Regions from separate parts of the Mus musculus genome. Here region 2 is linked to region 1. A link is a loop called in an ENCODE intact Hi-C map of the cell type or tissue named here. Cell type or tissue: left cerebral cortex. All regions are shown on one strand. Each heading gives the region's core, and the rest is flanking DNA. Links, peaks and the distances in the headings are about the cores only.

Region 1 (15,365 bases), core at 4,302-12,301:
CTTGGCAGTTTTGCAGAGGAAGCCTATGGCTTCTTATGAAATTGCTAACCAGGCATAAGACCTGGAAGATCTTTTGCTCCCTGTGGCAGGCTATGGCATGCTTCCTTTCTCTTGTACACTCAGGGTAGAAAGCTAATAAGAACTTAAGAGTCATCACTGTAACATCTGCCTCATGACTGGAGCTATAGAGTCCAGTTAGGAGAGAGGAAGCATGCGAGGGCTTCCTCGGCTGCCCCTGCTCTTCCTGAGCAGGCAGGGGACCCACTTTCCATCCAGGCTCTGGGTAACAGGGCAGAGGAAACAGGTGGGAGAAACTTTATTCTGACCTGTCCTAAACAGAGTCCTCCCAGCCACCACAGGCCACAGTAGACCCGTGTGCTTCACGGTTGCTAGCCCAGGCTTGAGCTTTGTGAGGCCTTTGCATGGCGAGGGTACCTTCAGGTTTCAGAAAGACTTCCAACCGCCTCCCTCACTGAAAGAACACTTTGGGTGGGGAAAAAGCTACCTGTTATATGCCGCTGTCTTAACCAGGACTCATGGACACACTAAGCCCACACCTTATCCCCATGCCCTGTCCTATGCTCTGTCCCCACAGGTCTCGGGCTTGCTGGGTTGAGTGATCATCTTCTGGTGACATCCTGAGAAGTCCTAGTATGAACAGACAGGTATGGCATAGGGTGCCCTGCTCCCGGGGGTTCTCCTAGACTTCCTTCCCAGCAGTGACCAGGCCCTTGGGGTCATGTCTAGGCTGGTCAGTTGTGCATGTCAGAGCCCAAGCTGGAAGAACCATGATGTCAAAATCGATGCTTCTCTCTGACTCAGACGATGAACTCTGTGTGCACATCAGGACACACACTTCAGGACACACACTGAGCCTTAGGTAGGAAGTGGTTATACAAACGAGGCATGCCAAGATGGACGGGTCATTTGTGTAGAAAGCCATACTCAACAAACTCATTGTGAATGGGGAGGAGCTAAGCTCCCCACCCCCATCCCCAAGGCGCATAGGCAAGGTCATGGTTGCTGGGGGAGGGCCAATCATACTTCTCTGTTGTGGTGTAGCCATTGTTGCATTGTCCTTGATCAAGTAAATTCGTTCCAATGCACATGTAGCCAATGAGAGACCCCAAACAAACACATGAAAGTGTGAGGGGGTGTTAGATGGGAAGAAGGGGGTTGGGTGAGTGAGAAGAGATAAAAGAGAAAAATAGGAACATCGCAAAATACAGTGTGTGTGTGTGTGTGTGTGTGTGTGTAAGGATAAATACTTATTTTCTAAAAGCCACACTCAGGCTGGGGTTATAGTTCAGTGATTGGTAGCTCACTCATGGTGGACATGCATCAGCCCCAGGCAGTGGTTTGACTATTCCATGCTCTGGCTCTGTCTGGTACAGAGGCCTGTTTAAACAGTGAGAATAAAATGTGTCAGGCTGAACTGACTGACAAGCAGAATGTTTTATTTCTTTTAAGCTGTGTGTGTGTGTGTGTGTGTACCTTGCCTGCTCCTATCAGTGTTCCTCTATAGCACCCATTGTTCTTAACTGAGAGATGGATGCCTGGGCAGGAGCTGTGAATACTAAGAAGGGAGAGAAGCCTGCTCAAGGCCTGGAGTACTTGGTTGACCCCTGCTTCATCCCCCTAAAACTGGCAAGGGGCAAGGGACAGTTCTGGGCAGGGCAGTATCAACATCCCTTACTACCCAGGAAGGACTGGGGAGAGGACTGTGGTCTATGGCTAAAGGTGAGATAGCCAGCCGTCCCTGTGCCTTCTGGGTCTTGTTAACAAAATCGTGTGGCCGTCTTATGGTCTCTCGAGTAATCTCTCAGAATACATTTGCCAACCACTGGTATTTTGGTAATTTGGTATTTTCCATTATGGGAAGAATTCTACGGCTCAAAAAAAAAAGCATTTTCCATTCCTTTGGGTGTTTCAGCGTATGGCTAGTAGTTGCATTTGTTCATGAACGTTTATAGGGATTGTGTACTATCTAAGGCTGTAAGTCAGAAGTGTAAGCAGAGAGAGTTATAGAGGTGGAGGTGGGGAAACAGGAATTCTCTTGAGACTGGCTGGTCAAGTCTTCGTTTAAGAAAAGTGGGCTTCAAGCAGAGCCTGAAGGGCAGATAAACAAAAGAGGGCAAAGAGAAGATGTGTGTGGGAGAGACAGATTCAAAAGGGCAAGCATTCAGCAATGGCTAGGGCCAGCACTCTAGGAGGAAGCCAGTCACCAGCAGGAAAGGGCAGAGCTTTCCTGACACTGGGCGTGTGTTTGCCTGTCAACATGGACGCAGGATGGCATCTTCAGTGGCCAGACGTTCAGTGGCCAGACGAGCGCTTTCACTTCTGGGTATTTATATTTCCCCAGCTACAAAATAAGATGTGGTGATAAATGCTTATCTCAAGGGCTGTGGGGAGGATAGACTCACAAGTGACATCAGGCAAAACACCTCCAAAGGTAACGGTCCCTCCTACCTGTCTTAGTGCGTTGGAAATGTCACACTTGAGACCTAAGGGGATAAGGATCCATGTGCCCTTTACAAGTAAATACACAGACTGGTCAATGGACGGGGAATCTGTTCTCTCCCAGACTGTGGGAGAGTTGACGGTGCATACTGTCTCCGGATGTTTGATTTCCTGAGCCTCTCCTGAACAATGCCACCACTGTCCTGGCACCCTTGGCAAGCGGTCCCATGACAGCCAGGTTCTTGTCACATGTCATTTTCCTGGAGTGAGTCACTGGAGAACCGAGCTGTAGTCATGACCTTCAGCAGAGGGAGGTGAAAGTGGCCCGGAATGAACACAGAGTCGGACTTGGCTTCCTATTCCCTTCCATGGACATTTCGCCCCAGGCCTTGACCTTGCAACTCAAGAGAGTAGGACCCTACTATGAGTGGTATAAACTAATATCCTGCCTCTGACCTCCACACAAAGGGCCTTTGAACCCCTAAGATCTTATCTCTTCCCTTCCAATCTAGCCCTTGCAAGTCTGAGGGAGACTGGAGCTGTTAGAGTCTTTGGTCCCAAAGGGTAACCAGGAACACTCTTGGGTTCCCTCCCGAGAGCAAGCAGGAGTGACCAGACGGGGCAAAAGCTCAACTCTGTGGTCTGACTGCATGTCTTCCTTCTTCTAGTGTGGAAACATGCCATTTATTACCACAGACACAAAGCAGAGCTCTGCAGCATGTACGTCTGTGTGTGACTGTTATGATCTAGCTCCCAGGACGAGATGTGATCTCTGTGGGGGTGATGCCTTCCTGGATAGCTGTGTAGCAGGGGGAGAAGAGGTCAGCTGGTAACCAGGACTCGTGAGTCCATGCTCCTCTATCTGTGACCTTGGGATATGACCTTGTCCAATCTTCCTTCTCCGAGACTGAGGGTCCACATCTGAAAAGTGATTTGTCTCCATCACTGAATTGGAATATTTCCACCATTCCGAGCTCTAATTTTCTTGGCTGCTCAAACACAAAGCCTTAGAGAGAAATACGTAAAGGTGAGACATAACTATAACTGCATAGCTGTGAACCTTGCATGTGAGAGACAGAGCCAGGCTACCTATCGGGACCTCCTCCTCCCCCTCCCCCTCCCCCTCCCCCTCCTCCTCCTCCTCCTCCTCCTCCTCTTCCTCTTCTTCCTCCTCTTCCTCTTCCTCCTCCTCTCCTTTCTATCTCCTGCTTTCCCACCCCCTCCCTTCTTCCCCTTCCCTCTCTCCTTCCCTCCCTCCCTTCCTCCCTCCCTCCCTCCCTCCCTCCCTCCCTCCCTCCCTTCCTTCCTTCCTTCCTTCCTTCCTTCCTTCCTTCCTTCCTTCCTCCTTCCTTCTTTTCTCTCTGTTTCAAGACAGCATCTTGTGTAGCCCAAGGCTGGCCTTTGGCTCACTCAGTAAGTAATCAAGCATGATATTAAATTTCTGACCTTCCAGACTCCATCTCCTACGTTCTAGGATTACAGGCACATGCCACCTTGCGTACGTGCTGCTGGAGATTGAACCCAAGGCTACACTTATGTAAGTCGAGTATGTTATTAACTGAGCTATAATCCCAACCTGGTTCTTTCAAAAAGGAAAACAAGATTTAAAAAGTAAGTCCTGAGAGAAGACAGCAATCTTTATCAGTACCAACTCCATACCTCTCAGCTTCCCATCTCCCCCAAACACAAGCCCAGGAGGGACTCCTGTTGGCAGACCCTACATTTGTATATTCAAAAGGAGCTCAAATGCTTGTTCCCACAAGCTGTAAACAGCCTAGCCAACTTTATGAGTTCCAGCATACCCAGCAGATCATCCACGAGCCATGCACAATTCAAGGCTGTTTGACATTTGTTTCTGGTTTTTTCCTATGGCGCCCTGGCTTCACTCTGCACTCTGTTCTTCAGATGTTCTCTGAGCCCCCGAGGAGGCTGGCGCTAACAGTGCTATTACAGATGCTGCGGATAAGCCGGTGCAGCCTGCTCTGGGGAAGCTTGCCTTCTCCTCGTGGGGAACAAAGAAGTTCTTACCATCCCGCCCCAAGAAAAACAAAATGCAGCTTCCGGGAGGAGGAAGCTTTGCTGCTGAGCCTTGTGAGGTGGGTAGACTTCTTCGGAGTTTTTGCCAAAGGAAGAGAATGTGCCGAGCCCAGGGCAGAGGCACAGAGTAGAGATGCAGTGAAAGCCACTGGTAAGAACAAGTGTTCCTTTGGCCGAGCTTCAAGTGGAGCTGAGCTGAGCTATGAACCTTGGGCAGAGGCAGAGTCAGTGTCTCCAGGATTCCAGGACCTTGGACTTGGGGGCATGAACTGGCAGTCTCCACCAGAGCCGCATAGTGATGGGAGCCGGGTCCTGGGAGAGTAATGTACATCATGTGTGAAGTGGGAAAAATCCAGGGGACAGCACTACAGAAAATCCAGGCCTCTAGTCCATGAGGCTAAGGGGCCATCATGTTCAGTGGAGAGACCATTTAATTTGGATATGAAAGGGCCACTCAAAATGGCATGTGTGTGTATTAGGACAGTGGTCTCAGTTGTTAAGAACAAGTACTGCTCTCGCAGATGACCTAAGTTTAGTTCTCAGCACGAATATTAGGCCTCTCACAGACACCTGAATCCCAGCTCCAGGGTATCCCATGCCATTTTCTTGCCTTACTGGGTATTTGTAGGCACGCACATATAAACACACACACACACACACACACACACACAATAAATCCTTAAAACAGGATAATGGATTGGAGGCTTAATCCCTAGCTTGTAGCAATACCATGAAGTAATCAGATCTTTCGGGTACAATCTTATCAATTAGTTAATTAATCTCTTGATGAGTCATAGCTAAATAGACTGTTGGGAGGTGGGACCCATTTGGAGGGAGTGGGTCTCTGGGGGTGAGCCTTTGTAAAGTATAGCATTTCCCTCAATGAACCCTTGGGCTCCTCTACCCCAGTCTCTCTCCCCTCTCATTTTCCTCTCTTGTTCTCTACCTTCCCCACACAACCCTTCTTCTGTCTCCCTCCCTCTTCCTCTGGTTGGTTCTCTGTGCATTTCTTCCTGGCACTTCTGAAGTAAGTAGTTTTCCTCTACCAAGCCTTACCACAGAGCAAAGCAACAGGTCAGCTGCTCACACCTGAACGTTAACTTCTGAATATTAAGTTGTTTACCACAGTATTTTGCCAATCATGGATGGTGGCAAGAATTAGAAGGAAGGGGCAGCAGAGTGGTCAGCCCAAGGCAGGGAAGATGCTGCAGTTGGGACCTAGAAGCCTTCCCACATTAGGCTTGGTGAATGGTTTATCCTGCTTTGGGGTGGGACACTGTTGTGCAGAGGTTCCTGAGGGAGTTGTGAGCTGGCTTAGAGGAACTGACCTCCTCCTGTCTGCTTTACTCTCTAAGAGAACCCTTAAATCTTAGCCAGGCATATGCATCCTACTTGTATTTCTTATACCTACATGAAGACACATAGCTACATATGGCCATGACCTGATGTCTAGAAACGAGTATTTCCATAGACTAGAAGGCAGACTCCGATGGCTGGAGCTCCATAGCTATCTTGAACCATGAGGTAAAACTTCGTGCCTGGAATGAGGGAGCCATAGAATGCTGGTTCACAGTGAAGGAAGCTTTCCTACGTCTGGTCCACCCTGTTGAGCTCCTGACTTTATTGACATGGGCGAGAAATAACTGTCGATGCTGTTCATGCTTCAGTCTTCTCTCTCTGGCACCAAATTCATCCAGTCTTAAGTCTCTGTAACAAAGCACAGAGAAATGGGGACAGACACTCATCCAAACTGTCTCAGAAGAGAAACGTTTGTGTCCACAAGACATCATCTTCCACAGGTCTCAGCTCCCTAAAGTTCCAGTCACTCATCCAAACACTGAGGTGTGAGTGCAGAGTCTTGGAGGCGGGAGATTTACAGACTCGAGGCCACTGTGGCCTATAGACAGTTCTCCAGTTCTTCAGTGCACAACAAAGTCGTCCTCTCTTGTAGGAGAGCTCATGACCTTTATGTCCCCTTGGCTCATCCTCCTGGATGGACACTCCTCTCTGTTTCCCTGGATCCTAGGCAATCTGGTCCTACCTGATGTAATTGCTCTTCCAACTGGGGGCAATAGAATCTAAGGCAAAGCTGGGTATTGTACACACCTGTAATCAAGGTAGGAACACTGTGAGTTCAAGGTCAGCTTGGACTTCACAGTGAGGCTCCCCATCTCTAATCAAAAGTAGGGACACTGGTTCTTGAAGTTGAAATTGGATGTGTGCACTGCCTTTTGTGAGCTGGACCTTGTAAGTGACTAATGGCCTCTATACAGAAAATCTTTCGGGTTGCCTCTGAGGTTTGTACTGTTTAGCTCCTTAATGGTTTTTCAATTCACGATGCGGCATAGCGTGTGATCCCTGTGCCCTGAAGGATGCCTTGTTCCAAGTCCCGACTGAGGGAATGGAGGATGATGGCTACAGAAAGAACAGCCAAGTGTGGGGCCAGGGCAAACATTTACAGGTGGCAACTGGCTTGATCTTTATTTTTGTCATTGTTTAGAGACAGGGTCTCGCAGCATAGTCTTGTCTGTTCTGGAACTTGCTATGTAGACCAGTCTGACCTCAAACTCTGAGTTCTTTCTGCCTCTGCAGTGCTGGGATTAAAGGCATGTGCCACTACACCAGGCATGACACTGGTTTTTGGAGGGAGTTGGCAGGCTCTGTTTACAGAGCTTCTGAGGCTCCAGTCAATGAGTGAGAACATCTAACAGGTTCTAAGTGCTTGCTTCGGGCCTGGTAATGATGTCTTAGCCCTTCAATGCATCACTTGGCTGCGAGCACACAAGGTGGGGGACCTGGGAGCTGGAAGGGTGAGGCCATCTGCCCAGTGGCAGTTAGTATGCGGGAGAATTGTCACTCCAGTTTCTTACACGCGTTCTCACGACCGGCCAGGAAGAACACAACAAACCAGAATCTTCTGCGGCAAAACTTTATTGCTTACATCTTCAGGAGCAAGAGTGCAAGCCTCCCATTGCTTACATCTTTAGGAGCCAGAGCGCCAGAGCGCCAGAGCGCCAGAGCGCAGAGCAAGAGCTCTATTGTTTACATCTTTAGGAGCAAGAAAGCAAGCCCCAAGCCCCAAAGCCCCAAAGCGAAAGCGAAACCCCCTCCCTCTTAAGGAGAGTTATCCTTCGCCTAGGACGTATCACTCCCTGATTGGCTGCAGCCCATGGCCGAGTTGTAGTCACGGGGAAGGCAGAGCACATGGGGTGGAGAACTACCTTTGGCACATGCGCAGATTATTTGTTTACCACTTAGAACACAGCTGTCAGCGCCATCTTGTAACGGCGAATGTGGGGGCGGCTTCCCACACCAGTTCCCCCTGTTCCACAGCCCTCAACTCCACAGGAGTTGATTCTTAAGGACCCTGGAGCAGTTCCTTCCTTGTGAGCTCCCTCTTATCAGGATGGATGTTGCCGCTCTCCTATCAGGATGGATCTCTGCATTTCCTATGATAGGAGTCCCACACTTGGCGGTTGTCTAAGATCACCCCTGCCAACAGGGGTGCCATTTTCCATCTTGTCCTGGGGTCAGCTGAGGGCCTTGTGCATGCAGGCCCTTCTACCACCCAGCCTCCCAGGCTTCAGCCTGTTGGAAGGTTGACAGGGCTTCTTGCAGTGTTTGACGAATGAGCTGGAGTGGTTTGGGAGTTGGGGAAAGCTCTGACTTGGGGCATTTGCCAGTTTCCATCATGTAAATACTGCTGCTGAGACCCATTTCAAGCTGACACCGCAACCTGTAAAAATCCTTTATACGTAATAATTGGCAGTGGTGTAGCAGGCTCTGGTGGATCCGGGCCCAGAGACTTCACAGTCGAGAAGAGGGCCAGTCTGGGTCCGAATTCTGGGACCCCAAGGCCTTGACAAGCTGTGTTCTGGCCCCAGATTGTCAGCCTTCCAGGGCTCTTCCTTGTACCTCTCAAGGGTCCCATTGTAATGGGATGGGGGGGAGGGGCAAGGCAGACTGTGCAGGACTCCAGGAAGGAGCACAACCATGCGGACAGCAGGTGGCAGCACTCTCGTGGTCAAAGATGTGCATCTCCGCCTAATGAGGGGCCTTTGTTCTGAGCCAGAGGCTGTGTCACCAAGAGAAAGGCCCCACAGGGCAAGCTAATCAGCCTGTCCTTAGCTGACCTTCACCTCCCAGAGCCTGAAAGACAGGTCCCAGAACCCTGACAGAATGAGAGTCACTGAAGCAAATAGCGGACACACACACACACACACACCATCACAGGCACCCAGTGTGGTCAAGAAGAGAGCTGAATGCAGCACGGGTCTCCAGGCTTCTGGAAGGCAGTTCTCTTTCTCACCTGCTGTCATCGACACATCTCATTCATCCTCTGGGGTTCATTTTCTGCTGGGGTACCCAGTTGTTTTGTTTGCCCTGGACCGTCTGGACTAAATAAGCAAAATTCTTTCTCCTGCTCAACCCTACTGGGCAAATGGACTCTGTGTGTGTGTGTGTGTGTGTGTGTATGTGTTTCAGCCCTTGAATAGCATCTGCCTGACAGGGACATTGTAGCTTTTGCTGTAGGCATGGCCATGGAAGAGAAATGTCTAGGCGAGGTCAGGACTGGCCCAAGTCTACAGACAGGATTGGATGTCATTCCATTTTCAAAACTTGCCCCCTCCCCCCCCCCCTTTTGTCCCCAGAGGTCAGGGTCCAAACGCAGGAGAGGGAACCTGGAACAGTATGATTCCCCCTTCCCTATCTTGACCTCCCTCTCCATCCCACATATGCAGCCTGGATCTTGTACAAAGTCCATTGGCCATTTAGCTCACCACAGAGGACTCTCTGTTCCAGGGGAGAGTGCAGCCACTCACAGAGGCAAGGTATTGGGAGGTGGGGACGGCAAGGCAGGTTGGAACCTCCTCAGCCACTGAGGAATGGAGGAGGGGACTCAGTCCTGGTGTGGTGTGACATGTCAGCTTCTGTCACTCTGGTACCCTCTCCCCCTGTCCACCACTTCCTTTTCCTCTCAGTGCCCACCTTGTCCTGGAGACGAACTACAGCTGTGACGTTGCACGAAGGCAGGCAGCTTTTCTGAAACCAAGACCCAAGCACAGGATTCTTTGCTCTGCGTGTCAGGAGGAAGGGCAGCGGTGCGCCAGGGCTCACGTTCTGTACAGACTGTCCTTATCTAGTCTCCGGCCTTATCTCAGTTAGCTTTTCCTGGCACTCACACTGGTGGCCATCCTGGGCTTGTGCCAGTCCCTAGGAGCTCAGGCTCCCTCCCGTCACAAGTGTTTGTTCAGTCCCACTGGTCCCTTCCCTAGCTGGAGAGTAGCGGGCGGTTGGAGAAGCCACTGCCAAATGGTGCCCCTGAAACTTTGAAAGATGAGAAGAGGGTCACGTCCTGCCGAGTCAGGGACAGTCGTGACACATTCCAAGTGGGTTGTCAGATCTGTCACCCACCAGGAAAGAGTTGATAAGTATTTAGAAATAGACTTTCCATGGGCTTCTGGCTTCAACCTTCTGGACAGCCAACCTCTTCACATCAAAGTATGCAGTGCTCGTATTTCATTCCACTGGAGACGAGTTAATACAGGCAAAGCCCTGTTCTGGATAAAAATTGACTCTGCAGGTAACATCCTGCTGATTCTGGTTTTCTGACCAGCACTGGGTTTGCTGGAACCTGCCTTGGAGACTAAGAGCTCTGTGATTTTTTTTAAAAAATAAGAAGTACAAAGGCCCCAGGGGCCTGGGACCATGGCTCAGGCAGTGCTCACCTAGCAAGCCTGAGAACCTGAGTTAGATCCTCCAGCATCCACATAAACAGCCAGGCATGGAACCACCCAGCTCTGAGGAGGTGAAAACGGGAGGGTCCCTGAAGCTCATGTGACAGTCTTGTCAAATCAGTGAGCTTCGGGTTTAGTTAGAGACCCTGTCCCCCAAAAGAAGTTGGAGAGTATCAGAGTAAAATACCCAACATTGGCCTCTGGCTCCACACATACCTGCATCATGGATCCACACCCACACCCAACCCGTGCCACATACATATACCCACACACATACACACACACACAGAAGCATGGAATATTTTGTCTACAAGATAGTGGCCAAGGGGTATTAAATGTGTTGAAGAAAAGCTAGATCTGTAGAAAGGACTTCTTGCCAAATACACCAAACTTTAGGTTGACAATTCGGCCAGGATGCAATCTTCAAAATCTCAATGGGACAATGACAGCCCTTACTGGTGCCAGAGGTCTTTTGCTCCATTGCCATATTGTCTGCTGCTCCACCAAAGCTTCATGAAGGACACCTGGAAGGTGCCACATAGGTATGGAGACATCGTTGGTACTAACACCGTATATATCCTATGGACCCACCTATACATCTACCCTATGAGCCCCCATCTATTGACTAGAAACACAAGTTTCTCGAGCTGCCCATGGCCCAGTCACAAGCTGGGAAGCTAATGTATGGTGGAGGATGGAAGGAAAGGTCCCAAGAACCCCTGCAGTTTTCTTGTTTGGTTTGGTTTGAGACAGGGTCTCTATACACCCCTGCCTGTTCTAGAACTCACTATGTAGACCTGGCTGGCCTTGAATTCAGAGACCTGCCGACCTCTGCCTCCCAAGTTCTGGGATTAAAGGCACGTGTCACAATGCTTGCTGCTCTACCATTTTAAAATGTTTATTTATTTTATTAATTAATTTATTATATGTAAGTACGCTGTAACAGTCTTCAGACACACCAGAAGAGGGCATCAGATCCCATTATAGATGGCAGAGAGCCACCATGTGGTTGCTGGGATTTGAACTCAGGACCTTCGGAAGAGCAGTCAGTGCTCTTAACCGCTCCAGCCCCAAAATGTTTATTTTTAATTGTGTGTTTATGTGTCTGTCTACGTGCACATGTAAGTGCAGGTACCCACAGAGTTCAGAAGAGGCTATCAGACCCCTGGAGCTGGAGTTACAAGTTGTTGTAAGCTCCCCAGTGCTGGGAATGGAACTCAGGTCTTCCTGACAATCACCACAACTTCTTAACTGACGAGCCATCTCTCCAGCCCCTGCTCTGATTGGGGGGAGGGTAATTTTAATTAAATTATTATTATTATTGTTATTATTGAGACAGAATTTTACTCTACAGCCTAGGCTGGTCTGGAACTTATCATGATCCTCCGACTTCTGCTTCCCAAGAGCTGAGATTACAGGTGTGTACTATGGTATGTGGAGTGTTCAATCTCTGTCTCTGTAGCCCTCCCTCCCTCCCTCCCTCCTCTCTCTTGTATAGACAGGATCTAGCTATTTACTTCATAGTTTCAATCCTGTTGTCTCAGCGCCTTTCATGCTGGGATGGCAGGCGTGCACCACCATGGCCCATGGGGCCTTCCTTCTGCTGTTGCATTTCTAGGTGGCTGAGGGTCCTCTGAGCTACCTCTCTCCACCTCTGTCCCTGCCCTGACCCAGCCTGTCCTTTTCACCTATCCTGCCACCTGCTTTGCAGTAAGAAACCAGAAACCCCACACTACTCAGAACATGGGGTTCTCTGGGTCTGCGGGGGGAGCTGTGCAGGGTGGTAGTGAGGAGCAGGAGGGAAAGGCTGCATTGCTCCTGTCCGGAGGACTCTAGGCTCCAGCTGTCCATGAGGGAGGGAACAGGCTTTTAATTGATAGGAAGTCTTGCTGCCTGGATTTACTCATCTTTCTAAGCCCTGCCCCCTTCTGTCCTGCCTGCTTCAATACCACCACCCCCTGCAACAGAGTTCACTGGGTGCTGGGCACAGAAAGGGACACAGCTAAGTCCCAGCACAATGAGACTCGTACTGTAATGTGTGGTGGAAATATATAAACCCAGTTCTGAGAATTAGAAAGTGTCTTGTTCCAAACACAAATGCTGGGGACTGATCCCCAGGCCTGTACTGTGCATGCCAGGCAGTTGCTCTACACTGAGTACTGGGGGTGACGTGGGGTTTCAGGATAGTAGAAACCGTTGCCTAAACAGGTTCCCATCCTATTGCGCTGCCTGTCCGTGGGATCCTCACAGGTGAAAGTCTACAGTGAGGACTGCTTGCCCCTTGGCACTCTTTTCTTCAGGGAAACAACCAGAGGCACAGGCAAAGGTTGTGTGGGTGGGAGTCAGGACGCGCCGGTGACTCTCTGGGACAGTCACTCCTGCAGTGGCCATGTGGAATCAAGTTTCTTTACCAGTGGCATTAATGTGGGCAGAAAATTAAATTTTGAAGCTAATTTTGGACATAATAATCTAATTAAAAATTTGCATCCATCTCATCGAATACAATTTAACAATAAAAAAAGACAAAATATTGACATATACTTATTATATTCAGCAACTTGGCAATTCTGTTGAACAAGGAAAGCCAGTCTCAAAAAGCCACATACTTTATGGCCTTGTTCTGTTATATTTTTAAAATGCTCAAATTCATCTGGAGATAAAGAATGAGAATCCTCTTAGCAATTAGGGATTGTAGAGAGGGGCTGGGTGTGGCTATGGGCAGCTGGCGCTGTGATGGTCCCAACAGCTGTGGATCTTGAGTGTGGTCACCCACTGCTAAACAGGTGATAAAGTCTCAGACAACCGAGCATTCATAGAGAGGAATGTGATGTGTACACGGAGTGTGTACGTGTAAGACTGGCTAGGTCAGAGTGAGCTGTGGACTACAGCAACATCTTTTCCTGATTTGCATAGCACGCTATAGTTTTGTATTTGTATTTGTATTTGTATTTATTTGAGGGGTTGGGTGAAAGATGTACAGGGACTTCTCTGTACTTTTGCATGTCTATGCTAAATACACAGAATATAAAACTTGCCTTTTTAGTCAGTTCTACATGCATAGCACCATCAATTGACTCTTGAACATTCCCCTAAAGGCCTATGTGATGAAGGCTTGGTCCCAAGCCTGTGACACTACTGGGACTTGGAAAAACCTTTGGGGGGGTGGAGCTTAATGTAAGGAAGTTAGGTTACTGAGGTGTGTCATCAGAAGGGATTCTGGGACCCTGGCCCTCTCCTATTTCTCTGTTTCCTGGTTACTATGAGGTGAATAGGTTTTTTCCTTATTTTATTTATTTATTTTTATGTGTACATGTGTTTTTGCCTGATGCTAGTAGAGGCCAGAGAGTAGTGGAGCCCCTGGAACTGGAGTTACAGAGGGTTGTGGGTCACCACATGAATGTTGGGGACAGAACTCAGGTTCTCCAGAAGAGCAGCCAGTGTTCCTAACCACTGAGCCACCTCTCCAGCCTCCTGTGCAGCCTCTTGCCATACACGCTCCTCATGTTCTATCTCTCCACAGTTCCAAAGCCATGGGACGAAGTGGACTGGTCTCTTGAAGGAAGCTCTGATGCCCTGCACTGTGCCCAGCCTAGCTTGGTCTTGGAAACCTGAGGGGGTGGTGAGGAAATAAAGGACGAACAGACACACATACAGAAAAGCTGGGATCAGATGGGCCATGTTCGATCTGATGGAGCATACTAACCAGGCCCAAGAACGCAGAGCCTTACTTTTATTTTTATTTTTTATTTATGTACAGCACAGGAAGAGAGGTCAGCTGGCCTGGTCGGAGGTCTTTCCGGGGGGAGGGGGGGACCAGTCTGAGGCTGCAGTCATCTGGAGGAGGAAACTGCTGCTCCTAGTTTTCACACACTGGTCAATGGGTTGTATGCACTCACACTTGAACCAGAGGAAGACTAGCCTGGTCTGAGGCGGAGTGTCCTTGGCATCGCTGAGCCTGTGTCCATGATACACATTACTTAGGGTATCCTTGGCTCCTCACAGCTGTGGAACAAAACCAACCTTCTCTTCTTATGATTGTCTTGGGCATTTTGTTACAGTAAAGGGAAGCCAACTGACATGGGTGGGTGGCAATAATATCTCCAGATTATTTTAAAATAAAGACTATGATGAACCATCTCCAGAACCTTTTAATCCCTCCATATTGAAAGTTCATAATCATTAAATCCTGTTTCTCTGTCTAACTCCTAACAGTTTTCTCTCTTTTTGATCTGGCCTCTTCTAGGAACCTCGTGGCTGACGTTTTTTTGCTTATGTTAATGTCTTTATGTTGTGGCATGTGTCAGAACATGTCAGCACACTGAAACCTGAGCCATATCCCATTGTGAATCTGCCATGTTCTCTATTCATCATCTCATTCATCTATTGATGTTCATTTTATTTTTACTCTTTAGATATTGTGATTCTTGTAAATCTTTTGCAATCTTTTGTGTACTTGAAATTGTTTCAAAATGAAATGTTAAAAAATTATAATCAGAAATAAATTTCAGGGGGCTGGAAAGATGGCTCAGAGGTTAAGAGCACTGGCTGCTCTTCCAGAGGTCCTGAGTTCGATTCCCAGCAACCACATGGTGGCTCACAACCATCTGTGATGGGATCTATCACCCTCTTCTGTGTGTTTGAAGACAGCTCCAGTGTATTTATGTATATTAAATAAATAATTAAAAATTATTTAAAAAAAAAAAGAAATTTCAGGAATTGGCCAATCCTTTCCTCTGCACATCACACAAACTAGGGCATGTTAATAATCTTTGTGCAATTTCCCATGACAGGTCATTTAAGGGCATGTGGAACTTGAATTTTTCATTCTGATTAGAGAAGCATATGTCCACAAGTGAGCTCGTGGAGTTCTGGCCCATGACTAGAGGCTTAGAGTAAGGAGAAGATGAAATCTAGGACCCTTGAATTTCAGTAGATGGTGGGAGTCACACAGACCCATTTGTTGGTTGCACAGAACATGTATCATAGCTGGAGAGTAATATTTAGCAGGAAAGGCTTGGTTTGGTTTCAAAGATTTGTTTCCATCACTAGTGTCTTTCCTAATGGCAGTTTGTCACCAGTCTCTCAGTACACCCATGTCTTGTGGCTCTATTGTACCTTCACATACTGCAT
Region 2 (15,365 bases), core at 3,470-11,469, 65 kb after region 1:
AGGCAAAACACTCATGCACATAAAACAAAAATAAAGAAATCTTTTTAAAGAGAGAGAGAGAGAGGGAGGGAGAGAGAGAGAAAGAGAGAGAGGGAGGGAGAGAGAGAGAGAGAGAGAGAGAGAGAGAGAGAGAGAGAGAGAGAGAGAGAAAGAACAAATCACTTGTGCCTGTAAGTACAGGAGCACTGATGCCCTCTTCTGGCCTCCATGAGTATCTACACACATGTGATGCACATAACTTCATACAGGCACAAGCACGTGTTACATACATATATATTTTTCAAAAAGATTTATTTATTTTATGTATGTGAGTACACCGTAGCTGTCATCAGACACATATCTGTAATTGGACCCCATTAGAGATGGTTGTGAGCCAGCACATGGTTGCTGGGAATTGAACTCAGAACCTCTAGAAGAACAACCAATGCTTTTAACCACTGAGCCATCTCTCCAGCCCAGGTACACATTTTTTAAAAAAGATAAGTATCAAAAGATAAATTGGTTATCTGCTATGATAGGACACATAGCACAGCACTAGAGGGCTTGCTTAGCGTGTGTGCAGTCCTGGATTTGATCCCTACCAAAACTCAGCAGCTCTCCCTGTGGGAGTTGGGGAGACTACCAATAAGTTATAAGAAAAGACTGGGAGTTTGGCAAGATAGAGAAAAATATCAAAAAGAACTGGAGAAAGATTTGGCCTTCCCACATTCCTTCAAGCCCCCCTCCCCCTCCCCACCACCACTTCAGTCTAGCATGCATCCAGGGGAAGAGGTGCATTTACCAGGCAACCAGCAGGAGCTTCTCAGAAGCCACCATTTTTTTTCTCAAGAAGCCTCCTTCCAGTCCCAGGACACGGTTCAGCTCTTCCTTTAGGGGCAGCCTTTCACACGATTACCACACATCATCTTGAGGCATGATTGTGGCTCTGTCTTCCCCAGCATACTGAGTAGCAGGATTTGTGCTTCTGTGTTCACAGCCTATGACATAAGTGTACTCTGTAAGAGCTGTTTAGTGAGAGACAGTCCATGCTGGTCACTTGTTATCTGTGTCGCCTTATAGTGCTCTAAAGCAGGGAGAAGAAGTGCTTTCTCCATTTGACCAACAAGAGAACGGAGGCCCAGGGAGGCCAAATATCTTAAAGTCACACTATCAAATGGAAGTAGAGCTAGGATCCAGTGAGTTCATAGAGCCAGTATTCTCAGTCACTGCACCTTATTGTCTTTCGGGAGGGATGGAAGCCACTGGAGTTGAGAAGCCCTGGATACTCCCAAGCCAAGCAGTGTGCTTGATGATGTACGTTCTGGGTGTTGTGTGGCTGAGAAGGGAGGCCATGATCAGAGACATTGAGAACGAAAAGGATGAGTGTAGTGCAAATAGCTGCAGGTGGTCTCTGTGATGGTTTGTATATGCTTGGCCCAGGGAGTGGCACTATTTGGAGATGTGGCCTTGTTAGAGTATGTGTGTCACTGTGGGTGTAGGCTTAAGACCCTCACCCTAGCTGCCTGGAAACCAGTCTTCTACTAGCAGCCTTCAGATGAAGATGTAGAACTCTCAGCTCCTCCTGCACCATGCCTGCCTGGTTGCTGCCATGCTCCTACCTTGATGATAATGGACTGAAATCTCTGAACCTGTAAGCCAGCCCAATTGAATGTTGTCCTTCTAAGAGTTACCTTGGGGCTGGTGAGATGGCTCAGTGGGTAAGAGCACCCGACTGCTCTTCTGAAGGTCCGAAGTTCAAATCCCAGCAACCACATGGTGGCTCACAACCACCCGTAATGAGATCTGATGCTCTCTTCTGGTGCGTCTGAAGACAGCTACAGTGTACTTACATATAATAAATAAATAAATAAATCTAAAAAAAAAAAAAAAAAAAGAGTTACCTTGGTCATGGTATCTGTTCACAGCAATAAAACCCTAACTAAGACAGTCTCCAAGTGATTAATGGTCCAACCCAAACAGCTTCCCTAAACTGTTAAGGGGCTGATTGGCTGAGGTTCAATAAAGGTCTCTTCCCTTCAATCTCCCCACCAATTTCTTTTCCATTTTGAGACATGTAGCCCAGGTTGGCCTCCAACCTTCAAGGATGACCTTGAACTCCAGATGCCTCTACCTCTGTGTCTCAAGTGCTTCCATCACAGGTATACTCGAGCACCTGCAGCTTCTAAACTCTTCTTAATCACTGGTTCTCAGTTAAGGGTGATTTTGTTCTCTAACAGACATCTGGTGATGCTAGCACACATCTGGTGATGTTAACACATCTAGTGATGTTTAGAGATAATTTTCACAGTCACAATGTAGATGAGGCTATGTGCTGGTCAACCTTAACTTGACTGTCTTGAGACATGGGTAGAAGATTGTTAATAAGACATCTTTGGGTGTCTGTGAGGATGTTACCAGTGGGGGTTGGGGGTACTGCTCTAAATGTGGGTGGCATCATCCTCTAGGCTGAGAACCCAGGTGGAATAAAAGAGGAAGGAAGATGAGGCCCCATAGCAGAGCATGCTGCTCTTTCTATGACTTGGTGGCCATGAGGCCAAGGGTGGAACAGTTTTGTTCTCTTATGCTCTCCCATCACAAACACTGCCTTGCTACATGGAGCCAGCTTCAGGAGGAATGGAACCTCTGAAATGGTGAGCCAGAGTGAAACTCCCTCCTCCCCCATCTCTCTCTCTCTCTCTCTCTCTCTCTCTCTCTCTCTCTCTCTCTCTGGTAAACATGGCATGGGATACAAGAGGAGAATCCTCCACAAAGATTTTTCCTCAAATTGTAGAAAGGCCAAGACTGAAAACACCTCCTCAAGCCATTCTTTCTTGTTTGTTTGTTTGTTCTTATGTTTTGCTTGTTTGTTTAATTTTTTTGCCTATTGAAAATAGAACTTTAGCTGTAGCATGACAAAGACACTACCAACATTTATTGAATATTAATCTTTATTTACTGAGTGTGTTATGATCAATGCGACTAATTCTTCCATGAAGGATATCACATTAGGTACCACTGGATTTGAGAAATGACAGTAGTGTAAAATATAGTATCCACAGTTAGCACACACAGTAATGAAATGAAACAAATGATTATACCCATTTCATACACAGTTACATTGTTAAGACAGGATCTTAATGGAGCCATTTTCATGGTAAAATAATACCCTGCCTTCTAAACCACTTGATGAATAATTGGCAAAAGTCCCAGTGGTATAGATTTAAACAAGACCAGCAGACCCTATCCCTCTTTTGGGAGAAATATTTAAATAGAACTCAGGTAGTTAATTATGCTTTAAGGTAGCTTAGATTGCCATGTGTTAAAATTCTGGGTAGTGTATTACCACACAATCATACCCAACTTAGTAAGCATGTTGGTTTATTCAAAGCTGGCTTGCTATTTTCTCTCCCATTATTTCTTACCTTCTTCATTTACAATATAGTCACATACACTGTTTGCTAGACTGCAAAATGCCAAGTCCTGTTGATAAGGAAATGGGAATGGGAAATTTTCACAAGATTCACTGTAGGCACAAGTCTTTTGCAACCTACTTTTAATAAATGTTCAACCTTTCCTTTTGCCCACCACCCAGCAGAGGTGGTGGAAAAGAAAAGTTATTAGGATACGGGGGAAGTAGACCTGTTTAGCAATAGTTCTTTGGGGGTGAACTTGATCTTCTTTCTCAGCAGTTCAGACCCATAGAAACACCAAATATGACTCAGTAGCTACAGAGCAGTCCTCTAGGCAGGCAGACACCACACATGAACCAACAGCTGTGTTCAATCCGGAAAAAACTGAAAGGCTGACAACTGGCCTGAGGTGAGGCTGCAGAAGCAGCAAGCTGCTGCAGGGACCCTACAAGCAGTTCTTGGGAGAGTTTCTCTCAATGGTGACATTATCACAAGTGGATCTCAACAATGCTATATAAGGTGAACCAACACATTTGTGTCATTATTAGTGAATAATATTGAGGCAGACCAAACCAAATGAATGCTCAGTGCTCATCTCCCATTGTCTGTGGGGTCCTATTTATACTCCTTTATCACAGGTCCTTTCATGTGTCCACTATAGCAAAACATCCTTTCTCCTGTGTGGCCCAACAAACCATCATTTGATTCCAAAGAAACTAGAAATTTCCACTTTAATCCATGTGACAAGCTATGGGTACCAATGGCTGTGAAGAGGGAGAATCAGTATTCTCCAGAGATGGGCTTCACCATAAGTGACCAGGCCTAAGGACATATGAAGATAGACACAGGCAACAATAAACAGATCCAGCATGTTGTTCACGTACACATCCCCATATTTCATATGCATACATATGTAATAATAATAATTATAGGAGGAGAGGTCATGTGTTTGATAGGGAGTAGGGCAGGGGATACAAAGTGGCTGTCCCGAAACTCATTATGTAGACCAATCATCTGAACTCAAAGTCATAAAGATATGGCTTTGTCTGTCTTCCAAGTGCTAGGATTAAAGGCGTGTGCTACCATGCCCTGAAAAAAGTCTAATTTTAAAAATATATATTATTTATTTATTTATTTATTTATTTATGAGTGGGTGTTCATGCACATGTGCCATAGCACATAGTGTGCATGCCAGGTGCCTCAGAGGTTAGAAGAAGGCATCAGATCTGGAACCAGAGTTACAGGTGGTTAAGAACTACCCTATGTGTGCTGGGAACTGAACCTGGGTCCTCTGTAAGGGCCACAAGTATTCTGAGTGGCTGAGTCATCTCTACAGCTCCCCTTACACCATTCTGTACATGGACTATGCATCTGAAATTTCATCCACTCTGCTTCCCCGAGTGCCAGTCTCCTAGCTTCCAGAGGCTCTGAGTACCAGGACTTGGCACACACAGGATGCTGTCGAGTGGTTCCTGAGTGCTGGGCTGGGCAGTCTCATGTCATGGCATTTATTTGATAGCTTGCTGCAGCCACCCTACTGCGTTTTCACTTTCTGGTGCTCAGTCCTATCCGTGTGCTAGGGGGTATTTTACAGCTGCTCTGGGGGAAAGCCCATTTTGCCCAGTCCATGGTATTTGACAATTTCCATCGTGTAATTATTCCAACCTTTGCCAGTTTTGCGTTACCAAGGTGAAGTTTGCTGGCTTGCAGACTTCCAGGAGTGCTGGACTCACTTGGAGAGCTTAGAGGAAGTTTCCCTCCCTGCCTCCCTCCCTCCTCCCCCCTCCCATTACTCTCCCCTCTCCTTTCCTGTCTCTTCCACCTTCCCTTCCTTGCCAAGGTCTCAGGATGTAGCACAGGCTGCATCTTGAACTTCCTATATAGCTCATGATAGAGAGCTTTAAATATGCAATTCTCCTGCCTCAGCTGCCTAAGTTCTGGAATTGCAGGTGTTCACCATCACACATAGCTAAGAATGTACATTTTCTAGCAAATCCACAGCTGGTGCTGATACTGGAAGATTAGATACAGTTTTGAGAGCATTGCCTTGAGGCAAAGGCTCTTAACATTAGCTTTACATTAGCTGCAGTCCCCTGGGAGTGTTAATAGTTAGTTTGTTTGTTTTCTTGTTTTTTCGAGACAGGGTTTCTCTGTGTAGCCCTGGCTGTCCTGGAACTCACTTTGTAGACCAGTCTGGCCTTGAACTCAGAAATCCGACTGCCTCTGCCTCCCAAGTGCTGGGATTTTAAAGGCGTGTGCCACCACCGCCCGGCTTGGGAGTGTTAATAGTATGATGCCTGGCTTCCACTTTTCAAGGCTAAATTTCTCTGTGTGGTTTCAGGGTACAGTCAAAGAGGAACCTGTGCTAAAGAGCACCGCTGTTTACCCCACCACTCAGCTATTGGGTTTTGTGACGTAAGCATCATTCTAAAGGTACAGGGGTTGAAGATGAGGTCCATAGCTGATGGATCCAGTCACTAAGATCCAGACCCGAGGACTCTGCCTTCATCAGTCAACTAATCTGCCAATGGATTTGGAATATGGTGGTGTTCTGGAGAGGCGGTGAAAACTTCCAGACATGGGACCTAATTGAAGAAATAGGTGACAGAGGATATATTTTCAGGGGGTATATGTTGCCCTGCATCTAGCTCAATCTGTATCTTGTCAGCTGAGGAAGGCTGGTTTGATACTAAGCAGTTCCCTCTGTGTGATAAGAACACACCTTGACCTCTGGCCCAGAGCAATGGAGTCAATTGGGAACTGGAACCCTGAAACCATGAGCCACAATAATATGTTTTGTACAGTTACGTGGAAATATGAGATGATCCTCTCAAGACAGAGGGAGACTTGTTTTGTGTGAAAGGGCGTCTTAGGCAGGGTTTCTATTGCTGTGAAAAGACACCATGACCATAGCAACTCTTATAAAGAAAGGCACTTAGTTGGGGCTGTAGTCCACAGGCTTAGTCCATTATTGTGCCCTTAAGCGGGCTAAATCAGACCTTGTTTTGCACAGTTGGACTAGCCCACCTAGGGTGGAGTCTATTGTCCTGCCTTGTCTGCAGCTTCCTGCAAGAAACCACTACCTGCTGAGCAGCTGTGCTTGTTTTCCTGTCAAGATCTGGGCAACTTGTGTGTGTGGGGGTGGTGGGGGGAGTGGGGGTGGTGGAGGTGGTGAGGGTGGTGGTGGATGGGGGGTGGTTCCCCCCTTTATATTCGGCTTTAAGAATTAAGCATCTGGCTTTGATCAGAAACTTTGTCTCGGTCTCATTTTTTTCTTGTCCATCCTTCCCAACCACCCCCAGCTTTCCTTTCAGGAACCCAGTTCTCTTGGCTGCTGGTGGCTACACATTATTGTTATGGTGATGAGCATGGTGGCAGGCAGGCAGGCAGGCAGGCAGGCAGGCAGGTAGGCAAGCAGACAAGCTGGAGAGGTAGCTGAGAGTTCTATATCTGAATTGGCAGGCAGCAGGAAGAGTCAGCCACTGGGCGTGACTTGAGCATTTGAAACCTCAAAGTCTGCCCCCTCCCCCCAGTGACACACTTCCTTCAACAAAGCCACACCCACACCATCAAGGCCACACCTCCTAGTAATGCCACTCACTCCCTCTGAGCCTATGGGGCTCGTTTTAATTCAAATCTGCACTAAGGGCTTGTGGTTGAGCAGAGGAGAGATGCATGTGTTAGGCTAGCTCACATCCCATTGCCTCCAAGAGTCCCTTGACTGAACCTCCAGGAGGTTGGGAAGTGTGATTCAGCCGGCTGCTACAGAAGAACAGGGATGAGACTTACTAAGCAAGCGACTGTCTGGTTGCCAGCCTCACTGCTGTCTGGGAACAAGCACACCTTGGGCAGATCTTCAGCTGGAAGAACCTACAAGTACTGGTGCTATGTTAGAGTGTAGGAGAGTTCAGATGTAGGGTGAGCGTGCTGGGGTAAAATGACCAATGGTGATTTGAGATGTTTTTACATCCATGCCCACGGAGCCTATGTCAAAAACATGTTTTATAGACAGCACTCAATACTTTCCATCTACTCAAGTCACTAGCCTTTCCAGACTTGAGTTTCTCACTGTGGAGGTCCACTTGCATCAGTTCCATGGGATTTGACACAATAAACCACCACGGGCCAAAATACCACGGCCTGCTGCAGGCAGGATTAGCTGCTCAGTGGGTGTTGGCTTCCCTCCTTTGTGGGTGCCAGTGCTCTGGAATGGAAGCAGATGGCCTGGGGATGCACACACACACACATACATGCACACACACACACACACACACACACACACACACACACACGGGGTGAAGAGCTGGCTTCGAGGCTTTCGCTGTCTGCTCTGGTGGGGGAGACACCCCAGAGAAGCCTCTTACTATAGTAAGTGGGGGTGTGTGTGTTCCCAGGGCAACAGGGTGGCACCCATGCCCTTCCTGTCTGTCACGCCAGGAAAAGTTTTAAACCTTGCCGTAGGTTTTTAATGGAGCCATTATTCATACTATAAAAGGATTCCTCGCATACTGAGCAGGCTCTTTAGACATTTCTGCTTTCCTACACACAGATTAACTGCACTGAGTCAGAGCCCCAGTGTAGAAAGAGAAGGGAAGGGAGAGCAGAGGGGACAGGCCAGAGGGAGGAGGAAGGGACCTCTGTCTTTCAGAAAAGCTGGTCTGAAATCCACAGTGTTTAAAAAAACAACAAAACAAAACAAAAACCCACCATCACAAGCCTCGGCAAGGACAGAACAAAAATTGACTTCTAGGGACCAGTTTGCAATGCTGAAGCCCAGAAGCTATCCTCTGCAACCTGTAGGAGGAACCAGATCTGCCACCTTCTCTGGGAAAGCCTGTCCCAGACTGACTGCCCTGGGGTCCAATGGGAGAGGCAGGCCGAGCTGCTCCGATCATAACTGCCTGCCTTCACGCTTCCCGGTTACACAAGTTGCAGCCTGGTTACTCAGGCCCTGGGGGCAAATTCATGTGAATAACTGTTCAACAGGCTGTGCTCAGTTTCCAAGAAACTTGCTGTGCTCCGGTCTTAATGCCAGCTCCAACCTCCCCTGTTCTTTGTCCCTCATAAAAGCACTGCCCTTCTCTGGTCCTTGGCTTCAGCCCTGGCTCTCTACCACATGGTCAAAACTTTCCAAGCATCTCATATGCTAGAGACAAAGCATTAGCATCCCACGTGCCATGCCCGAGTGTCCTGGGTATGGGTTGGGAGGTGGATGTGTCACCTTCTGTCACTTGTCAGTGGCAAGGCACTGGGCACGTCACCTCACAGCTCTGAACTTCACGTTGTTGTTTGTTTTGCTTAGACCATTGCCCGGCTTGTGATAAATGTGATTGGTAGGTATTGAGTTCCACTAAGTAGAAACAGCAAACTTTCCCTAGTTTTATATTCAGTGAAACGGGGCTGGGGGAACTTTTATCTAACTCTTAGGAAGGCCCAGGCACTTGCCAAGCCCTCTCTGCAGGTTATTTGATCTTTGCAGCAACCTTGTGAGGAGTGTGTAATGGCCTGTCAGGGAGAGAGGCTTGTAGAGCCCGTGAATTGCCTAGACGGAAAGCTGAGGAGCCAATACCTCGATGCCTACCCAGAGATGCCCCCACCTCCAGATGCACAGGGGAGGGAACCTTTCCCATAGGGTGTGTGTGTCCAACAGGAGGCCCTGCCCCTGTGAACATCACAGCATGCTGTGTGTACCCCTCAGGGGACTCAGAGTGGTTTGGGGGAAAGTGTGAGCCCTCTCCCGGATTTGCCCTTTGTTTTCCCTTCTGAGCTACATGGCACTCTGAGTAAGGTCTCTGCCCTTCTCTTTGAGTGGAGTTCTGGCCGCTGTATGACTCGTCCTTTGTGAGGCACTGAGCTGAGCAGGGTTCACAGTGGAAGGTGACTACATAACACATTGGGAACTGTGTATGAGGCACAAGTCAGCGATCTGACAGGCCATCCCATCCTCACTGGGGAGAGAGGGACTCTTATAAGATCCTGAGATACCCAGATCAACGACAATGCTTCGGAACCCAGGTCAGCCCGGGGTCCAGTGCCCTTACTGATGCCTCTGTACTTCTTAGAGGAGCTTGACTTCTTCATGACTTTGACATGGTCCCCCACTCTAACTCTGTATCTAGTTCTAGACACCTGCTTGTTCTTCAACTCTCTGATTTCAAACTTCAGTGTTGAGATAGAGGGACCCTAAGTCACAGGCTGGTGGCAACCTGGGCACAGATCAGATAGGCTAAGCTCTTCCCCCTGGGAAGCAGTGGTACCAATGAGCATACACTTAAAAATTATAGCTGCATAGGCATTGTGCAATTTTCTATAGTATATACTGTAATTATGTGTATATATATATGTAATTATGTAATATATATAATTACGATATATAGTATAATTATATAGTATATACACACATATACACACACTCACACATATAGATATAAAAATGAGTTAGAAGTCATTCAATTACTAAATAGCTGTGCTTGAATCTGGGCTATCAGAAAACACCAAGCCTCTGACCTCAGCCGCCTTGTCCGTGCTCACGGCTGCCTTGTCGGCGCCCACATCCTGGTGATTGTCACAGCATGGTTAGAGGTCTCTATAGTTCCAAGTTTTTGGCTTGGGCAACAGGAGATGGATGCATCACAGCCCAGATTTTGTTCATTTTGCAGGTACTTAAATAGGTTTGCCTCTTAGGTAAAGCGCCTAATTTCCGAATACGTGAAGATGTCCAAGATGCAAGTGGATTTAGGGAGGAACGATCAGATTAAAGGTGGAGATGACCCCAGCAGGAATACAGAGCCAGGGGAAAGAAGGACAGGAAGCTATTCTTGTGAGGACCAAGGAGCAAGGAGCCGTGAGAAATGAGGGGCTTGAGTGAGCCGAGATGGCTGCAGGACAGGAGGTGTTCTGGAAGTGGTATGGCAGGTGGCGTGTGTGCTGCTGAGGCCAGGAAGGACTAAGGAGTGACCATGGCTGGATAGTCTGCTCAATTGATTTCAGATACATGGTTTCAGGGGGCTGCTGTCAAGAGGGAGGGGGGCGGGGAATGGAGGAATAAGTGTTCCAATTGGGAAGTGAGCAAGGAAAGAAGTCATGGTTCTCTTGGGGCCCTCATTTATGGCCCAGAGAAAGTGTGAGATGGCCACAGGGAGGGGTGGGAACTCAGGATGTACAGGGCCAACAAGACTCACTTTCAAATGCTGCAAGGACCAGTAAAGCAAGCAGTGTACAGGCCAAAGCCTTGGGGAGCACTCAAGAGGGCGGTCAGGGCAGGCTCAGATGCGCATCTGTAGGGCACAGACAGTTGGCTGGTCACTGACCTCATCTTAGGCACTGTTACTATGAGGGGTCAGAGAGATTCCTCATAGGCTCATGCAGCTTTAGTGTAGGGAGGAGTTAGAGCCTAGTCACCAGGGTGGGAAGCCCCAGCCACTAGGAGACTTGGTTTTGGCAATAGCTTGCCCTGAACCTCTGGCTACTTAGCTTCTTTTTCTACATTCAGTATTTGACTACCTACCCCTTATCCAATGATGAACAATCACTAAACAGAAAAGGGCAGAAATGTCCTGGTGGACAAGGGGGTGGAGCCTCAGAAGCCCTCCTCTCTCTGAGGTGCTTCCCAGATTAGAACAGTGGAGGGGCTCTGACTGGCAGCAAGCTGTCCTTCCAGGGAGGGCCTAAGGTATCAGGCTGAGTCAATTCCTTGTCTGTAAACACCCCTGACCTTCATCATAGTGTGTTGTCACTGGATAACACGCAGGAGTGACAGAAAATGAACAAAGTGTCATGGTTGGGACAAACAGGCTTGTGGTGGTCTAAGTTCACTGGGACGTCTCCCCAAGAGGATACCCTAGAGTCTCCTCAGCCTTGGTGGGAGCCTTCTAATCCCAGGGGCTCTTCTTTCCTCCCAGTTTCGATGTTGCTTTGAGACACTTCTTGTAGAAGATGACTTGTTTGCATGCATTGATCAGTAAAGAGCCCAAGGCAGGAGATGAACGATGGCTATTAAGGGGGCATGTGACATTTGCTCCCCTCACCCACGTCAGAGCAACAGAGGAACAGGATTGATGGGCTAGACTTCTCAGACACACACACAGATCATCTGGTGGATGAAGGTCACTATTTGGCACCAGAGGTGACCACAGCTCGTTATACTTCCCTCAGGAGAGGCAATGAGAGCCATGGTTAACAGCCCTTCCTAGCACTGAAGGCCCCTGATTGCAGTGCATGCTCCTCCACCGAGACCTGGAAGCACATGGAACCTTTCATCTTTTCAAGGCCTCCTGGCCTGTAACCACTTCCTGGAACTGCTGCTGGTGGCACTAACTTAGGGAAGGATTTATGGACGGAGTACCAGACCACACATGTCTGACAGCCACGTAGACTTTCCCATTTAGACAAACGGGCTCTGAGGCACTTGGAGTGGGCTGGATTTGGAGAGCAAGCAGGAAGGAAGGCCTGAGGGACTGAGATTTGCATAGGCCTTGGCTGAGGTCAGGAATTCACCTAGGTGAAGGGTTCTTCAAAGAAGCCCAGAGCCAAGGAACAGGTGGGGCGGTGGCTGCGGGAACCAGGGCACTGTCCAGGAAAGTGGGTCAGGGGAGCTCGTGGACCAGAAGAATGGGAACAGTTTCCTCTTGGCCCCTGGCTCTCAGATGTGGGTGTCAGTCACCTGGGGAGCTTATTAACGCAGCTGACAGCCTTGTCAGGGCTGGGCTGCCTTTCCTAACAAGGCCCAGGAGATGCTTCAGAGCTGACGGCCTGGGATCCACCTGGAAACACCGCACAGCTTGTCACATTCAACCTCTGCCACAAGAAACGACAAGGACTCAAAAGCAAATTCCGTTATAATAGCCATCTTTATTTGTAAAAATCCAGATATAAAACGTAATCTTTCAGTCTTTCCAGGTTTTCCTTTTTTACAAAAACAAAAAGGCACGTATAAACCTTGCCCGCTGTCGTCCCCGTACACGGTGTTTCTCAGGCAGCCCTCCCCCCCGCCCCGCCCCCCGTTACAGCTACATGCTTCATTCCAGGACGTCTGCATCCCCACATGCTTTGGTGCTTTCCTACCAGGGTAGAGTTCCGAGCTCCAAGACTTGAAGTACACAAAGAGGGGGTAGGGGTGGGTGCAGTGTGTGGCACAATGTTCCACGGCGTGCAGGGCAGTGGGCTAGTAGTAGGTTTCCTTCTCCACCCAGCCTGAGAGAGAGAGAGAGAGAGCCATAGGTAGTGAGTCCTCTTTTGGGAAAAACCAGGACAGGGACTCGCTAAGGATAATCGTGTGTGTGTGTGTGTGTGTGTGTATACACGCTCGCATGTATGCATATGTGTATCTGAGACCTCAGATGTAGCTAATTAGCTCTCTCTAAGAATATTATTATTATTAGGTTTATGTTAAGGCTTTCTCTACATTTGCCTTGCACTTTTTAAGGTCTTAAAAACCACGGTGTGTTTCTACCTTAGCACAGTTGTGTCCGTGGCCGCGTACCTGTGACCTGACGGGAGGAAGTCCAGCCCTGCCTGTCCCACTTACCGCCAGGGCGCCGCCTGATAATGAGCTTCCGCACCTCGTCATACACAAAGATGAGAAGGGAGTAGGGGAAGGCACAGAACCACCATGTAGGTCTGCAAATGAAATCAGCACTAAGTCAGACACACATGGAACCATTCAATGGGAGACAGAGAATGCGTACATCTCCAAAGTGTCCGTCCCGGAAACCATCAGGTAGCTGACCACATGGATTCATTCACAGAATTAAAAACAACCAACCAACCACCTCCCCCCGGCAAGAAAACCCAGTAGAAGCTCTATTGCTAGCCCCAGAGCCAGAGGCCAGCCTACATTTCATGCAGGAAACCCGTCCACCTTGCGCTTCCCTAGGAATCAGGTTGCATTTTCTGTTGACAATCTGAGAGCGCCTTGAACATTTTCCTTCTTCCTTTCCTAAAGTGCTTAAGTCCCCAAGTGCATTTTTCTCCTGCCTTCGCATTTGCAGACAAAGCACTGCCAGTCTGGGCCAAAGCCAGTTTATTCAGACCCTGATCTTGGTCTCTGACCATGGAGTCAGGGAGGACCAGCTGAGCCCTGACAGATGACAAAGGTCTTCAGAGAGGGAGCCTGGAGAGGCTGCCACATGGTCCCCAGCAGAGACACAGGCTCCGGGTGGCCTCCCACAGGCACCAGGTTTCCTTGACTACGGGCTCCTGGATAAACAAAGGAGGAAGGATGCCCTGCCAGCTCTGTAGTCTCCGCCCTTCCTATGTGCCATGAACAGCAGTGGGAAGATGACCTCAGTGCCTCAGCCAGGAACAGAAGCCCTGACCAAATGGAGAGAAGCTGACAAGTCAGGTCACAAAAGCGTCAAGGTGCCCAGAAAATGGCAATGTCCTGAGGCTCTGCTCTTCCTTGTTGGGATTTGTCAGAGGCTGTGTGGCAGCCTGTGACCTCTCTGTCCCTCTCTCATTCAACAGGGCTCTGGCCAATATAACCCAACTTGGACACTTCTTCCATCTTTTAATCTATGCAGGGTACTATGGAACCTCTCACAGTGACCAAAAAAAGCCATAAAGATTATTATCAGAAGAGCAGAAATAGCAACCCCAACAGAGATGCTGCAATGACTTCAGCCCAAAGGGACTATCAGGATTGATGGGTTGGGTGGGACCATCCTTACCAGAGATGTAGGGAAAGAGAGAGGGCAACAGTGAACTGACCTACTATGGCCTTGGACAGGCTGTGAGACACATCCTGGAGGCCTGCCCCACCTTGCACCATAGACTCTGCACTTGATGAGGCCAAAGTGTTTTAATTCTAAGATGAGATCAGTGTATGGAAGTGTTGGCAAGAGGCCAGGAAGAGAGATGGTCCAGATGAGTCTGAGCAATGACAGGGCCAGGTGGAATTCAAGAGACTGACGCTCTCAAAGGATCTGATGTTGGAAGAGTGTCCTGTTCTGCAACTCCACATGTTTAATCGAGTTGTAACTGCTCAGCCTCAACCAGTTACTGGACAGCAGCAATTGTACGTGGAAGTTTCCACTGCCTGCCAGACTGGATGGTGAGCACTGCATATAAAAACCAAGACCTAACAAAAGCGCAAAGTCATTCGCCATGTTTAAGGCTGGGCTGCTTCTCAACACAGAACAGCTTGGGAATTTAGTTTCTAAACTACGCAGCTCCACTCACAACGGACTGTGAGGTCAAAGGAACCGTGAGTCCTCTCCAAACTCCTTTGGAGTCTCCCAAAAGATGGAGAAGTGATAATGTGACTAGGAGAAGCAAACAGGACTTGAGCCTGGGCCTCCAAGACCTAGACTAGCTCTAGGTGGCTCTAAGGACAGCTGGACTTTACAGCAGAGGACCTGAGGGCTCAACAGTCTGCTGTTGAGCAATTTCAAGGAAGCAGAGCCTGTCAGTCTCACCTTTAGTCAAATCCCTGGCCTGGCAGGTCTAGATTTGCCGGTCTGGTTTACTGGCAGGTCTGGCTTCCCTATCTTCTAGTGCCGAGGAACCAGTACATACAGCACTCAGAAGCCAGGCACACGGCACAAGGGAAAAAGCCACACAAACTATGTCCACATCTTCTGGAATGTAAGAGGCTCAACTTACTTGAGGGGATACATCCTAAGGGCTGCCCCCATCCCGGGGCAGTAGGATAAGAAAGCAGCAAGGGCTGTCTCTTCAAAGAGGCCAAATATCAAGATCTTGTTCCTAAAATTCAAGGGAGACAAAAGTTTTCAAGTTGCAGAGGCAGATTTCTCTCCTAGTGCTTTGTGTTAGGTGGTAGCATGAGCGGCCAGCAAGACCCTGAGCTGCAGGATGGGGGTGGGGTGGGGGCTGAGCTTTCTTCTCTGTGGGTGTGGAAAACGTTCTGACGCTGTAACACCCTGACATCTACAAAGACCAGGCTTAAGAACGGCAGGCGGTGGGGAGAACTAGGAACAACCATGCAAACCCACACCCAAACAGCCCTTTAAGTTTAAG

Evidence for each region. Hi-C counts contacts between places; a loop is a spot of excess contacts. Peaks named below come from ENCODE experiments on the same cell type or tissue, not always from the same donor. Only the 100,000 strongest peaks of a DNase experiment are listed, where the experiment ranks them.
Region 2: a loop joins it to region 1, with 2.1 times the contacts of the local background. A loop is called at or near these places in 7 of 42 quality-filtered maps.

Annotation. Positions count from the first base shown.
Region 1 is chr3:101,497,851-101,513,215 of GRCm38, forward strand. Gm40109 (a long non-coding RNA gene) reads right to left here and starts at 9,996. Exons shown (of 2, transcript XR_867517.1): 1 at 9,487-9,996; 2 at 4,077-4,809. It overlaps Gm33162 (a long non-coding RNA gene), which reads right to left. Exons shown (of 5, transcript XR_867519.3): 5 at 13,705-14,237. In left cerebral cortex, for the core only: CTCF peaks have their summits at 8,504 (motif pointing right) and 11,230 (motif pointing right); DNase peaks (open chromatin) are centred at 8,523 and 9,690.
Region 2 is chr3:101,564,004-101,579,368 of GRCm38, forward strand. Atp1a1 (ATPase, Na+/K+ transporting, alpha 1 polypeptide) reads right to left here. Exons shown (of 23, transcript NM_144900.2): 21 at 14,991-15,092; 22 at 12,916-13,007; 23 at 12,216-12,581. The coding sequence ends at 12,553. Among named protein-coding and RNA genes, the nearest start is that of Atp1a1, 33 kb to the right of the region's middle. In left cerebral cortex, for the core only: a CTCF peak has its summit at 8,168; DNase peaks (open chromatin) are centred at 6,959, 7,107, 7,600, 7,831 and 2 more places.